Linked DNA regions of Homo sapiens: region 2 is linked to region 1. A link is a contact called in ENCODE Hi-C or POLR2A ChIA-PET data. All regions are on one chromosome and are shown on one strand. The core of a region is the stretch at or near the end of the contact, and the rest is flanking DNA. Distances in the headings are between cores, read along the strand shown.

What was found. Hi-C counts contacts between places; a loop is a spot of excess contacts on that map. ChIA-PET counts read pairs that join two places held with the same protein, here RNA polymerase II (POLR2A). Pooled maps may share reads with other maps.
Region 2: a pooled map shows a loop between it and region 1 (6-fold over the local background). The contact joins the promoter of AHCYL1 here to the promoter of CFAP276 in region 1. A Hi-C loop is called at or near these places in 6 of 50 pooled maps. POLR2A ChIA-PET finds 5 or more read pairs at or near these places in 2 of 52 experiments (OCI-LY7 and activated CD4-positive, alpha-beta T cell).

The regions. Positions count from the first base shown.
Region 1 is chr1:109,110,146-109,114,613 of GRCh38, forward strand. It overlaps CFAP276 (cilia and flagella associated protein 276), which reads right to left and starts at 2,602. Exons shown (of 5, transcript NM_001245025.3): 1 at 2,454-2,602. The coding sequence starts at 2,534. It overlaps ELAPOR1 (endosome-lysosome associated apoptosis and autophagy regulator 1), which reads left to right and starts at 3,970. Exons shown (of 22, transcript NM_020775.5): 1 at 3,970-4,191. The coding sequence starts at 4,039. RefSeq lists a silencer at 3,722-3,791.
Region 2 is chr1:109,981,727-109,986,194 of GRCh38, forward strand. AHCYL1 (adenosylhomocysteinase like 1) reads left to right here and starts at 3,039. Exons shown (of 17, transcript NM_006621.7): 1 at 3,039-3,446. The coding sequence starts at 3,327. RefSeq lists silencers at 3,265-3,334, 3,515-3,584.

The DNA.
Region 1 (4,468 bases), core at 1,352-3,851:
TCTCCCCAGACCCACCCTTCCCTGGTCTTCTGAGACCTGTACCATTCTGCATACGCTCTCTTCTGACCCCAGCCTCACTTCATTTCTTTGTCGTGGTCTAGCTACCAGCCTGTCACCTTCCCTACAGAACCAGACCTTTTCAGGAGTCAATATTTACTATCTCTACTTCCTCACTCACCATTCCCATACCCTCTTTAGCTCACTGCAGTCTGGCCTCTGCCTCAAGCACCCCCTAAAACTGCTCTTGCTAGTTATCAATGATCTCTGTGGCCAGGTCAGGTGGATCCTTTCCAGGCCTGATCTTATTTGAACTCAGCTGTTTCTGGCACCATAATGCTGATTCCCTCAAATGCCCTCACCAAGCTCTGTGGGCCCAGCTCCTCTGGGTTTTCCTCTTATTTCTGGCCCTTATCTCTCAGCTACTGTCTCAGCTCCACTTTCTCTCTGTCCCTTAGGCAGTGCTATTCTCCAAGGGTCTCATTTTTACTTTTCTTATGCTCACATCCACTGGATGAGCTGATTCCCTTCCATGGCTTCAACTACCATATGGGTACCATAGCTCATACGGATACACAGCTCAGTCATACATCTTCAATCCAGAACTCTCAATCCTGTTGCCTACTATTGACCTTCACTTAAATATACCACAGTCACTACAAAAACATCTACATAGTTGATGTTTCTCAACATCTTTCTCCCCAAACCTGCTTCCCCAGGATGCCCCATTTCAGTGAAACCTCAGAATTAAACCGTTAGGAACCCAGCAGCTATCCTAGACTCACCTCCTCTCTTGGGCCCATGTCCAGTCAGTCTCCAAGTCCTGTCAGTCCTGCCCTGTGCACCTTTCTCACATCTGCACCTGATCACCACCCCCTGTGGCACTGCTGTAGATCTGTTACTCTTCCTCCTGGAGATCACCTCACCTGCCTCCTAGCTGATCCCTCTTGTCTCACTCTCATCCTATCCAGTCTGCTGCCACTTGTGCTTCCTAAAACACCCATCTGATTGTGTCACTGTGGTACTTAAAATCCTGCTATGGGGCTGGGACCCATGGCTCATGCCTGTAATCTCAGCACTTTGGGAGGCCAAAGCAGGAGGATCACTTGAGGCTAGGAGTTTGAGACCAGCCTGGGCAACAAAGGAAGATCCTGGTTCTACAAAAAAATAAAATAAGAATTAGCCGGGTGTGGTGGCATCACCTGTAGTCCCAGCTACTTGGGAGGCTGAGGTGGGAGAATTGCTTGAGCCCAGGAGTTCGAGGCTGCAGTAAGCCAAGATTGCACCAGTGCACTCCAGCTGGGGTGACAGAGCAAGGAGACCCTGTCTCAAAAAAAAAAAAATATCCCACAATGATTCCTCACATCCCTAGGATGAAACCATAGCTAGCTAGCATGGTGTACACAGCACACCCAGCCAACCAAGGGCATCTCTCCAGCTCTGATTTCTGAGTGCTTCCATTGCACGCCTACACTCCAGCCCTTCTAGACTATTTGCAGTTCCCCAAATAAGCCATTCTCTCTCTCCTTTCCATGTATTTGCACCTGCTGCTTCCTTTGCCTTGCATATCTGGTTCCTGTTTCCTTCTTCCTAACTCACATTCTATCCACTCCCTCACCTGGCCTACCTAACTCATATTTGGACATCAAAATGCATCTGCTCTGTGAAGCTTTCCTTTAAGTTCCTGGTTCTCACGGCACCCTGCACACAACTCTGTCACAACATGTGCTATTGTGCAAGCATTTTTGCTATTGTCGGTCTCTCTTTACTACTAGAGTTCCTTGACAGCAGAAGCTACATCTAATTTATTTATATATCCTTGGCGTTTAGCAGAGTGTCTGGCTTATAGTAAATAAGTATTGAATAAATAAAAAGGGGCTCTCAATATTGTTATTAGACCACAATCACCACTTAATTCATCTTATTGTGCACCACTTCATATATCCCAATCACTTCTACCAGAAAAAAGATCATCTAAGTTCCGAAATCAGTGTCCACCATCATGCTAAACACACACATAACAAACATATTGTGGTGTTAACCAGAAGACAGAGACAGTGTGAACACAGATGTGTAAAGCATGACCTCTGGTGGCTTTCAGAGGATTCTCTCCCACTCCATATCTCATTTCTCTTCAGAGAACAGTCTTCCAAATAGGGAAATGGGTAGCTTGAAGGAACCTGGGCACTGCCATAACTTATACTCACAATTGATTTGAGCTGCCAGAGCCCCTTGTTCCTCTAGACTAGAACTCTACTTTCCTCTGCTCAAAAACGCCTCTGAAACGTTAGCCGACTTGAATATGGAGATAGGGAGGCAGGCAGAAAACAGACTTCCCTGGTACCCGACTGAGTGTCTTCACCAGAGTCCTTTATGTTACCATCTCTGCTCATCACACAGACAGAAAGAAGACTACCGGCGACCCTACTGGGAATCTGCGCAAGAAACCACAGTACCTTGGAAGCCCGCAGTTCTCCTAAGTAGGAATCATCGTTATCTAATGTAGGCTGCTGGAAAGGGTCCCGGGTGGGAGGCATGGCTAAATGCCTAACTCTTTTAAGAGGGATGGGAGGCCCGCTCAGCCGCAGCACAGCCTCACTGGCATAAGATCCCGGGTCCCAATTGTTTGGAGCGCTGGTTTCGGTTGCCAGGCAACTGCCCAGCCATCTATGACAGAGGAATTCCCTCAGAGGAGGGCGCCACCTGGCGGCTGACCACGGGAGGCCCCTGGGGAGGAAGCTCCGGGGACTGCAGAGGGAACGTTCCGCTGAGCGGGCCCGAGACTTGGAATTGCACTCCTGAGCCTCGGCGGAAAAGTGCTGGCTGCTCACCATCAGGACTTCTGCAAAAGACTTCAGTTGAGGAAAGAAGTCCTGAAAGATGACCCAGAAATTTCCTTCTCCCTCGCACCTAACAAAAGGCTTTCAAAGCCATGAGAGAATGAGGATGTCAAGAGACCAAAGAGGGCCGGGCGCGGTGGTTCACGCCTGTAATCTCAGCACTTTGGGAAGCGGAGGCGGGCGGATCGCTTAAGCCCAAGAGTTCGAGACCAGTCTGGGCAACATGGCGAAACCCCGTCTCTACAAAAAGTAGGAAAAAAATTAGCTGGGCTTGGTGGCACGCGCCCGTAGTCCCAGCTACTCGGGAGGCTAATCCAGGAGAATCTCTTGAACCCGGAAGGCGGAGGTTGCAGTTAGCCGAGATCGCGCCACTGCACTCCAGTGTGGGCGAGAGAGTGAGACCCTGTCTCAGAGAGAGAGAGAGAGAGAGAGAAAGAGAGAGAGAGAGAGAGAGAGAGAGAGAGAGAGAGAGAGAGAGAGAGAGAGGCCCACGTGCGGCGCTTGGGAAATTGCGGCTAAGGCAAACTCCTCGCTTAAACTCGGATCAACTACAGTGTCAGGGCTTCTCTTCTAGCCGGTTGTAAAAGCACGGATGGATTTGGCGGGATGTAAGATCTCCAGGAGTGGCCTTCGTAGGAGGGAACACGTACTGGGGCCTCTTCCAGGCGACGACGTCTGGAGGGTGATCTCTCCATCTTCTTTCTCTCGGTTCACACGCCACGTGTGCAACATCGGAGATGCTCATAAAATAACCCCTGGCCCGAAAGGGCAGTAGAAAACGGAAATTTGTTGGCTGGCTTGGAGGATGCTTCCACTGTGTTCTTCACACGAGCCCCGGGCCTGCCTGTTGGGCCGGTTGCGCACCCCGGGCGCGCGCTCTCCCGCGCCCACGCCGCGCGCACCAGCGGCGGCGGCTGCCATGGCGACCCGCAGGTGAGCTGCAGAGGCGCGCGTGGTCCCTGCCCCACCCGCGCGGAGCCAGAGAGGAGGCGGTTGTCAAGGCGACGTGGGTAGGAGGAGAGGACAGAGGGAGGAGGAAGGATGGGCGGTGTTGGCGTAGCCGCAGGGAGGTGACTGAAGCGAGCCTGGCCTCTTGCATCCTCCGCCTGTGTACCTCCCTCCCCTTTTTTTCCGCCTTCTGCCAGCAGAAGCAGCAGCCGCAGCACCTGAGCCGCTACTGCCGCTCACTCAGGACAACGCTATGGCTGAGCCTGGGCACAGCCACCATCTCTCCGCCAGAGTCAGGGGAAGAACTGAGAGGCGCATACCCCGGCTGTGGCGGCTGCTGCTCTGGGCTGGGACCGCCTTCCAGGTGACCCAGGGAACGGGACCGGAGCTTCATGCCTGCAAAGAGGTACTGCCGCCCCCCTACCCGATCCCGCTTTGGTCACAAAAGTCTTGGATCCAGGCGGAGACCTTGGGGACCCAGGCGCAGAGAGTTTCAGACGCCACGGAGTTTAGATTTCTTTGGGGATGAGGCGTGGGGGGAGGGAAGAGGAGCCAGTCTGGCGTCATGAGGAGGCCAGCACATTGGAGGACTCACGGATAGATCATCCTCACAGATTGGGATGCTGAGCTCAGCGAGAAAGGTCCCAGCCCCAAGAAGGGGAGCTACCTGGGTACCTGAACTC
Region 2 (4,468 bases), core at 1,789-4,288, 870 kb after region 1:
GAGCTTGCCAGTAGAGGTGCTGAGTCAGGTGGGTGGGTAGGCTGAAGACAAGTCATCTCTTGGCATTCATGAGAAGCAATCGCCTTAGCTGTGCCATGTGAGGCTATCTTAGGATGGGTTTTGGGGGTGGGAGACAGGATGCAATGATTCTCACGGATGTTATGTTGTCACACTCCCTGGCTGGGTGAGCTCTTTGCTCTCCAGCACACACGTGATGGAAGGGATGGCAGCCACCCATGCCCCCTGCAGTGGCTGGTTTCCAAGAATGTCCCGGGCCCCTGGCCTCACTTGAACCACATAGGCCTAATGCTTTCCACCAGGGTAGGGGGTGCTGCCCTTCCCCTTTCCAGTCTGAGTCCCCGAACTCTCCTACATCAGCTCATCAACCTCCCCTCAGGCCAGCCACTCAGGTGAGTGGAGTCTGACCTGCTGATCTCCTTCTTAGCCCAGACTGCTAAGGTACTGCATGCTCTAGGCCTGGCCCTGTCTGTCATCCTCTGTAGCAGCAGCAATAGCAGACAACACTGTGAGCCTGGTGCTAGGGCAGACCTGGTCCAGGAGGAGTAAAGACTGAACTTCAATCTCCAGGAAGCTCACAGTCTGGATGCTTAAATGCACAGCAGAACTGGGGGACTGAGAGACAACATGTTTAGACAAAGTGAGTTCTAAAAATCAAATCCAAAAGACAGATACACTGATGCTTCTCTTTAAAAAAAAAAAAAAAAAAAAAAAAAAGATCTTCTTAAGTCACACATTTTTCTACTATAGGGACTTGAGATTTCATCCCTGGTTCCAATGGGTTCTGCCTCGAGTCTTTGGGCAGGCATCTCTGATCCCTGGGCTCTGCCAACAGTTTGGGCAAACCCACAAGGATGAAAGCCACTGTGAGCCTTATGTTCAGAGAGTCCTTAGTGCACCAGGTGTGGTTCCTGACCCCTAGCTGAAAGATGTCAGTCTGGCACCCTCATGGATGAACCTGGTATTCTGGTCTCCATCTCTGTTCCCGTTCTGCTACAGTGATGCCCCTGACAGGGAAGTGTGAGTGCTCAAAAAAGTGAGCAGATGAAAGAATACAAACAGTTCAAGACCAAGGTCTGCAGATGTGCAAAGGGTGCATTCTTCCAGGCACTTCTACAGCCCTTTTCAAACAGACAGTCTCATGAGGCTAGGTGGCTGGAACACAGGATTCCCTGACTAAGACTTTTAGGGCCCTAGAGGTGAATATTTCACACTCTCCCCAGCCCTGAACACAAATCAGTGGGGAAAATGCCATTTCAAACCAAAACTTCCTTCTTGAAAGGGTATGCCCTGTTAAAAACCTGGGAGGTTTCTGGATGTTAAAAGGTGGTCCTGGCCAGGCGCGGTGGCTCACGCCTGTAATCCCAGCACTTTGGGAGGCCGAGGCAGGTGGATCACGAGGTCAGGATCCGAGACCAGCCTGGCCAAGATGGTGAAACCCCGTCTCTACTAAAAATACAAAAATTAGCCGGGCACGGTGGCGCACGCCTATAGTCCCAGCTACTCACTCAGGAGGCTGAGGCAGGAGAATCACTTGAACCCGGCAGGCGGAGGTTGCAGTGAGCTGAGAGCACTCCAGCTTGGGCAACAGAGCGAGACGTCATCTCAAAAAAAAAAAAAAGGTGGTCCTGGGGAGGAATTTAGGGAAAGGGCACTGGGAAGACTGGAATTGCTCAGCACAGCAGAGGAGAATCTGGCTTCCCAGAGTCTATCAAGGAAGGAAGGATGAGGTGCAGAGATGGGAAGGGAGGAACAGGAGGAAGCTAGATTAGATGGCAATGGGCTAGGGAGCGTGGTGGGATCTTGTGGCCATTGAGAAATCCCCGGGTGGTAAGACAGCCAAAATAACTTTTCAGAACATTTCAGAAATGTGTTCTTAAATTGTTTGCTGTGTGATGTAATCTCTCCCCTGTGACCCACAAACCTTTATTAAAAGTTTTACTACATGTTACAGCCTTATTTTGTAGTTGTTTAGCATGGGGTGGGGGTTGAAAGGAGAAGCGGCTGAATTGACCCCAGGAGCTACAGAAACAGTCACAAGACCAGAATAGTGAATAAAATGCCAGACAAGGCAAAAAAACTAGAGCCAGAGGTGACCATGAAAATCCAAGTCCTCCCAGTAATGGACTTTCCACAGGACATGGTAATTGGAGCCAATGTCATTTGAATCTCAAAGGACAAGCTACCTCAGCTGACATTAGGATACAAGCAGGTTTTGCCTCTCCAGCTGAACTAAGCCTTGCAAAACATAAAATGCGTCACATGTCCTTTTGCCAGCAGGGCCTCAGCACAGGCACTGCACATAGTAGGCCCAGTAAAAGGGTGTGAGCAGTCCATGAATGTCCTGGATGCCCACTGAGAGCTGGAAGGGTCTAATGCTTTGGTGGAGCAAGGACCGGAAGGCCATTCTGGCTGGGGACTTCTCCATCAGCTCTCCTGGTCTCCACCCTCATACCCATCAGCCCTATCCCAATGAGGGTTTTGTAAACAGGCAAGGCCCAGTCGGAGATGGTGGTGGAGGAAGTCACAAAGCGTTGTGCAGAAACCAGACTACTCTGAGTCAGTTCTGCCCCCTATGAAGTCAAAAAGACAGGCACGGCCCCTTGGGAAGGAGCTTTAATCCAAAGGGCCTGGGGCTGGGCCAGTGAGTGAGTGGGCTGTCTCGAGCCCCGGACATTTCCTAGGAATCGCTGTAGGATGTGTCGTGTGGGGCTCTGGTCTTTGCTCCCAAACACCCCTTTCATGCGCCTCTGAGGCCTTGCCAGGAACCCCGCAGCCCAAAGACCCTCCGTTCCGCAGCATCGTTGCATGAACCTCGCGCTGCTCCCAGGGCTGATGGTGCCACCTGGTGGCACAAAGGGTCCTGCTCACCCTGGGAACTTCGCTCTCGAGCGGGAGAGGAACGGCTTCTGTGGCCCAGCCCAGCGTGGTGACGTCACGACAGAGTGCCCTTTCTCCCCGCCTCTTCCCCCTCCCGGGAGCTGCCAGTACTTGACGTGGCGTCACCGCCCTCTACCCTCGCTTTGCGTGCGTGTTTGCGTACAGCGGAGGTGGCGGCGCGGGCAGGTCGGAGCTCGGAGCTGCTGTTCTGGTTCTCTTGTGGCCGCCGTCGCTGTCCGGCTGCCTTGGGCTGCCGAACAGACAAGGCGTGGGCCACAGCACCTCAGAAGCCGACGCAGCTCGACGCAGGGGCCGGCAGGAGGGTGGGCGATCGCGTGTCGGAGGGCGCCGCGCGGGCAGGCGGGCGGGCGCCAGAGGGGGAAAGAGGCGGGGGCGGCGGGTCAGCCGCTGGCCGGGCCGGCCGGGGAATGTCGATGCCTGACGCGATGCCGCTGCCCGGGGTCGGGGAGGAGCTGAAGCAGGCCAAGGAGATCGAGGACGCCGAGAAGTACTCCTTCATGGCCACCGTCACCAAGGCGCCCAAGAAGGTGCGGGGGCTCTGGGTGGCGGCGGGGGCTCGGGCTCCGGCCTCGCGGAAGGGACGCGAGCAAGCCCGGGCTCTGGCTAGTTTGGGACTTCTGGGGGTGACTGGGGACGGCGGAGGTGATGTAGGGGGTGGCGGCTGTGCGGCCCCAGGCCTCTCCCGGGCTGAAAGGCCGCCTCTGACCTCGCTTTCCTTTGTCCCTCGGCCCAAGTCCTCCGGGATCGTTTTGAAACCCGACAGGGCCAGGCCTTAAATTTGCGACTGACTTTTCCTGGATGAAGGGCCTCGAAGACGAGAGTGGGAGGGGGTGAACCAACTCAGCTGACCCTTGTGACCAGTCCGGGGGCATGGGGTGTACAGAAAATCTCCCTTCAGGTGAGTGGGTAAATCTGGCAGAACTTCCATCAAATCTTTGGGAGCAGTGGCCGCTTTATCCAACAACTGCGTGATAGCTGGGAGGCAAGAGAAAAGAATGCGTGAAGCTAGCTCTGATATACAGGTGAAAGCGATGAGGGTAACATGAAACTGAAAATCTATGATTTTCACTTTCTACAGCATTCCAATTACTTCGAAATATGTAAGAAATTGACATTTGGAGGTTGGTGACAGCAGACACTGTCATGGATACAGGTGGATCCTAGAGTCATGTGAATAGATCACTTAGGCATCCCTGGAGAAAGGAGCTTGGGTGGGTTGGAGTAGTGGGTGGTAAGGGAAGATTGCTCACTCTTGACTGTACTTTTGAGGCAGAACAAGTTTGATCTATTGTGCTGTAGGTTGACTCAAAGGACACCCTTCGAATTCTCTCATAAATGGCAACCTTTGGAGATTTTAGTCTGACTAGCTCTCCGAGTGGTGGAATTGGGATCCTTATTGCTTTCTCATCATTTACTGCCAACCACATCTTGATTTTCCATACACCTGGCACCCAGTTAGCAGTAGACCAGAGAACCTTTACAAAGAGGTGACCTTCCTGAAGCCAGTGAGAACCCAGATAAATGTCTCCCTTCTTTATAAAGACAGAGT